Linked DNA regions of Homo sapiens: region 2 is linked to region 1. Evidence: read pairs that join two places in POLR2A ChIA-PET (ENCODE). Cell type or tissue: PC-3. All regions are shown on one strand. Each heading gives the region's core, and the rest is flanking DNA. Links, peaks and the distances in the headings are about the cores only. Region 1 overlaps CTNNA3 (catenin alpha 3). Region 2 overlaps CTNNA3 (catenin alpha 3).

Region 1 (2,932 bases), core at 171-2,670:
TATTGTTAAACTTGAGTAGGGTGCTTTGGCTTTGTTTCTGGGAGAATGCAGTACTGTAGTCACCATATGATTTCTTCAGCATTAGTCCAATCAGTAGTATCTATGGCTTCACAGTGTCTTATGCTCTAGTTGTTCCTGAAAGCTGTGATGTGACTTTACTGGAGATGGGGCCTCCAGGCAAGCAGTCCTTGGATCCCTGGGGAGTGCACACGCACCTCTGGTGGTACACATTGCATGGACCAGTTCTCAGGATCCTGGGTGGTACACAAAGGTACATAGTGGCCCTGTTATTGCTGGGCCAAGTTTGCTGGGTTGTGATGGTGGCACATCCCAGACAGGGCAGTCCTTAAGCCCTAAGTGGCACGTTTGGGGATCAGTGTTCATGGCAGTAGGTCACAAGCAAGCTGGTCCTCAGGCCCCTGGGCATTGTGTGCAGGCACATGATGGCCCAATTGCTGCAGGGAACAAGGTCACTGTCATCAGGGAAGGTGGCTCTCAGGCTCTTGGAAGCATGTGCTTTGGATTTCTATGTCCTGGGGAGAGCCTCCCTGACGTGCAGGACTGCCTATTCCCTGGGATTTAGGTCTCTGTGTGGGCTCAGGTAACAGAGACCCTGTGGCACCATTAGGTTCAGCTGGTAATGTAACACTGCAACCTTCTGGGATGGTGTCGGGGGATGTAGGCTGTGCACCTGTGATGTGGAGATGCAGCAGCAATTAGGCCCCAGGGCAGGATGTAGTCTGGTGTGACACTTGTTAGTGCATTTTTGATGGCATTGAAAGTTACCTTGGTGTTACTAAGCCAAGGTCAAAGAACATTGTGATGATTAATGCTGAAAGTTATTTTTTCATAATTTGAAGATTTTTTAAAATATTAATCCTGGGGCCAAACACATTAAAGGAATTAAGAAGAAATAAATCTGGAAAATTAATGTAGACACAGAATTTAAAATGGGAATAAATACTTTTACACATTCAGCAAATACCTATTAAGAGACTTCAGGCAAAACTATGGAAGTAAGAGGTCCTATTAAGATTCTACAGCAACTTAGGGAAAAGAAAGTTACTTGAACTGGCGTAGTAGCAGTGAATATGGGGGAAAAGTGAACATATTTAAGAAAAATTTAAAATATAGAATAAAACACATCTTCAACTATCCTTCAATACTACAGTTCACTAAAGGTCAATGTGATATTATAATCAGAACACTCCACAATAAGGGAATAACATTGCTAATTCTAATTTAGAAGTGGTCAATCTCTTTTTCAGAAAATCCAAAAACCATTGTCAATCGCTTCCACCAATCCTCATTTGATCTCCACCACCACAGTTCTTTTGCAAGTAATCTCTTCCACTACCTTTTACTCATTGTTCAATTTCCAGTACCTTTCATGGGATTTAGCACTCATAATTATGGAATATTAAATAAATAAACGAAGGAATAAATAAAAGAAAGGTTGTATTTTTACAAACCCTTATATTTAATCAGTTCTTAGTAATTGTTGAATAGTTCTTATGGTCCAAATCATTCATCCCTTCTATCAAAGTTTGTAGCTCATGATGAGTCAGTTTATGCAAACTGACCTCTGAAAATATATGTTTAACTATCATGAGACATTTGTTGATGGTATGAATAATTTTTAAATGATCATTGAAAAACTTTCAGTTTTAAATATATAACTGCAATGGATAAACAGAAGACATTTGTCATTAGAGATACCCTTATTTCAAGAATCTTTAGTCAATATTGGACCATTGAATCATACTAAAACATAATTATAAGCAAATATTTTACCACATGTGATCTTCCTCTGTGGTAATAACAAAAAAATAGTTTAAAGTCTAAGAGTCCTTTACCATTGATTTTAAATTTTTATTTGTATTTACATTTTAATGTAGAGAGAGCTGATATTCTGAGAATTCACACGTTTTCACAAATGATTCAGAAGAAAATGGAAATCTGTTTTGGACCCTTATTCCCTATATCTATCTATCTATCTATCTATCTATCTATCTATCTATATGGAAAATAGTCTCTCCCTCTCTGTCTCTCTCTCTCTCTCTATATATATATATAGTATTAGTATTGACTCCTGAAAGAAAGCCCATGAGAGGTTAAATGCTTATAAAAAATTTGAAAGTAAAATTTTCCCTAAGTAATTCACAACACAGATACGCTAAGAACTAACTTGTCAATTGATCTACCTGACAAAAGAGGAACCAGAAGTCTCTGAATACAAAACAACATATCACTCTAAAAGATCATTGTATTAGTCCATTCTCATGCTGCTCTAAAGAACTTCCCAAGACTGGGTCATTTATAAAGAAAAGAGGTTTAATTGACTCACAGTTCCACATGGCTAGGGAGGCCTCAGGAAACTTACAATCATGGTGGAAGGGGAAGCAAACACATCCTTTTTCACATCATGGCAGGAAGGAGAATGAGAGCCCAGTGAAGGAAGAAGCCTTTATAAAACCATCAGATCTCGTGAGAATTAACCTCACTATCACAAGAACAGGATGGGGGAAACCACCCCTGTGATTCAATTATCTCTACGGGGTCCCTCCCACAACAACATGTGGGAATTATGGGAACTATAATTCAAGATGAGATTTTGGTGGGGACATAGCCAAGCCATATCAATCATTCTTCACAAGTACCAGATAAGTTATTTGCTATTAAACACATCTGTAACTTTTCTAAGAAAATCTGTCCCCTACAGAAGATGCAAGATTGTGCCAATTCTCATCACAGCTATTCAAACTATGATTAATTATCTGGAAAAAAAAAAAAAAAAGGTAACCCATCTATTCATTGGTTTTATTTTGGACCTACAGCATCTAGGCTGGTACAAAAAAGATCTAGAGGGCCAGCTAGATTCTTTCTCTTTTGTTTGACTGGGAAAATTCTGAGAGAAGATGCCATAATCTGT
Region 2 (2,932 bases), core at 91-2,590, 450 kb before region 1:
AATGGACGTGACTCATTCCTACCTGCTGGCCTCCATTCTCATGAACTTTCTCACATACATCATCACCTTCCATGACTCAACCCCACACCTCATTCAAAATCGAATACAAATTTCATTTGTTCATACTTTTTCTTCTGTGCTTATTCTCCACAAACTCTCTCTCTTCCAAAATCCTAACAGATTGAACATTTAACAGTTTAACAACACATAACATAATTATTGTTATCTCTGATGTGTCAATTTGTTTCTTCCTTGAGGAAAGAACTGATTGGGTCTTATCCTGTGTTTAGCACAGGGTAAAGTCTTGTTGTACAATGGGTAGGTGCCCAAATTCTGAAGTCGGACCAACCTCCATTCAAAATTAACTTTGCTTGTGTGTCCTTGGGCAATTTATCTGACCTCTATTTCTTTATTAATAAAATGGAGGGTATAATAATCAATCAAACTGTCTAGAGGATAAACAAGAAAACATGTTTTTCTCAAGATACAGTACACAGTAAGCACTCATCAAAGTTTAGCTATCATTATGTCTTTTATTAATAAAATAATATTTGAATAAAATGAGAAAACAGCATTTTGTGGCACTTCAGAAGATATAAAGCATGAGCTATTTTTTCTTTTATTATTTTTAAACTATAGAGCTATTTAAAATCTATATGGAGGACTTCAAGTGTACTACTACTACCACCAAATGGGGGACTACTAGCTGATAAATACTGCACTGCCAGCTGTGACCCTCACTCTCACAGGTCCCACTACAAACAAGCGAAAAACCTGCAATGAAAGAAATGTGACAAAGGTGGAACCAAGGAATAGCCTATATATAAAACTGCTAAGTTTAACCCTCAGAAAAACATTACGGTGTCTGAGAAGAAACTCTTGAAACAGAATTGGGAATAAAATAGAAGTAAAGAACAGATTTCATTCATTTTAAAACAATTGGAGATTTATCACAGTTTATATGAACTGAAATTTAGGTGACTCTGGATTCAGTTCAAGCACAAGAGATTATCAGAGTCTAAAATTCAATTTTACTACCCTTCCTTTATTGCAGTTCAAACACACAATATTCCTGTTCTGTGGATGCCTTTGCTAGTGATGGCTATAGACTGAGAGAATGTTGGGCTGCTTAGCTTTTGTAAAACATGAAATGTGTCTATTTTCAAATGATTTGTCACTCTATGGAGTTATGAATCCCCTTCTAACACCCCAGCTACAGATTAGGATACCCTCAAAGCCACTGATTTGTCAGAATCCTTTTACAACTTGATTCAGAGTATGCCAACAGTAAGATATTAATTCCTTTAGGAGGGAGACATGTACAGAGCAGGAAAAAATACTACAAGGAGGTCTGTAACCTCACCATCTGTCAAGTGACATGCTGTTATTTTTCCACTTTGGCTCTACTCCCCAATATCAGTTCCTTTCTTTCCCAGTGTAGACCCAGTCATTTCAATATATCCTTCTTAGTAGTTTCAGTTCTGCTCCTTTCCAGCCAATGACTGGATACATGTATATATATATATATATATAGATATAGATATAGATAGATAGATAGATAGATAGATAGATCTATATATAGATTTATATATCCAGTTGGATATGTATGTATAAATCTCTCTCTCTATATATATATATAATATATATATATATTCCTAGTCGATTACCTTTTATATATCAAGATCTGCTTCTCTATCAAAGTTGTCACTCCATGTTTGTCTTCTGAAGGCTTCTCATATTCCACAGATGGCATTACCCCACAAATAGAAGCTGTTAGGTATTTACTTCTGAAATTTCTTTCACTTTTTTTACACATTCCTTTACTCTTTTAGAGAGAGATTTCTTCCTCTTTCCCATGGTTCCTAGATCAAAAGATTCCTATACGCCACTATGTTAAATGACAGATTTTTAAATAATTTTATTTTTAAAAAACTAGTAAGCTTACTAAATCTAAATATTAGAAATACTGATATTATTGGTATGATTTATAATGCTATTGCTTTTTTATATTTACCCTAAATTTTCATTTTATTCTCATTTTCTAACTTATCTTCTCTACATTAATTTTGTCTACTGATATGGAACATTTATTCTATTTAATTCTATTTTCATTATTGTAAAGATGTCTTGGAAATTTAAAATGCATATAATGCATATAATTTTCTATGTAGCAAAGTATGTTAATACTTTAAACTTCTTCCTGAATATAAGAATAGTAGGCCATTTAACTCTGATCTTCAACCCTTACACTTCTCCTATGTAGTGTGGTCACTTCAAATAGTCTTTTTTTGTTGTCATTGATTGTATTAGTCTATTTTCACACTACTATAAAGAATTGCCCGAGACTGGGTAATTTATAAGAGGAAGAGGTTTAATTGACTCACAGTTCCGCATGGCTGGGGAGCCCTCAGGAAACTTACAATCATGTCAGTAGGCAAAGGAGAAGCAAGGCACCTTCTTTACAAGGCGCAGGAAAGAAAAGTGCCAAGTGAAGGCGGAAGAGCCCCTTATGAAACCATCAGATCTCCTGATAACTCGCTCACTATCACGTGAACAGCATGGGGGAAACTGACGCCATGATTCAATTGCCTTCACCTGGTCTCTCCCTTGACATGTGGGAATTATGAGGATGATAATTCAAGATAAGATCCGGATGGGGACACAAAGCCTAACCATATTATTGATGGTGTTTTACCAAGCCTTCTTTGAATGTGTCAACACCTTTTCTAATTTCCTTGGTGATCATTCTTTTTTGCATCTTAATTTCTCTTTCATGGTGGCATTTCTGATTATGCAATTTGAAATTCATCAGTTTAATAGGTCACACACTTGGGATCTCTATTTCTTAAAGATGGCCTTTATTTAAATAAGACCCCCCAGGGAAAAGCATTCACCGTTGATGCTCCATCAAGCTGGTGTGTGAAAATATCTC

Evidence for each region. ChIA-PET counts read pairs that join two places held together with the same protein. Peaks named below come from ENCODE experiments on the same cell type or tissue, not always from the same donor. Only the 100,000 strongest peaks of a DNase experiment are listed, where the experiment ranks them.
Region 2: POLR2A ChIA-PET joins it to region 1 with 5 read pairs; 2 of 35 experiments call an interaction of 5 or more read pairs at or near these places.

The regions. Positions count from the first base shown.
Region 1 is chr10:66,513,284-66,516,215 of GRCh38, forward strand. All of the region lies in intron 11 of CTNNA3 (catenin alpha 3), which reads right to left. Among named protein-coding and RNA genes, the nearest start is that of LRRTM3, 410 kb to the right of the region's middle. In PC-3, for the core only: no CTCF peak of the experiment used is centred there; a DNase peak (open chromatin) is centred at 1,608; H3K27ac peaks cover 1,433 bases.
Region 2 is chr10:66,061,682-66,064,613 of GRCh38, forward strand. The region is part of intron 15 of CTNNA3 (catenin alpha 3); the gene reads right to left. Among named protein-coding and RNA genes, the nearest start is that of CTNNA3-AS1, 16 kb to the right of the region's middle. In PC-3, for the core only: no CTCF peak of the experiment used is centred there; no DNase peak of the experiment used is centred there.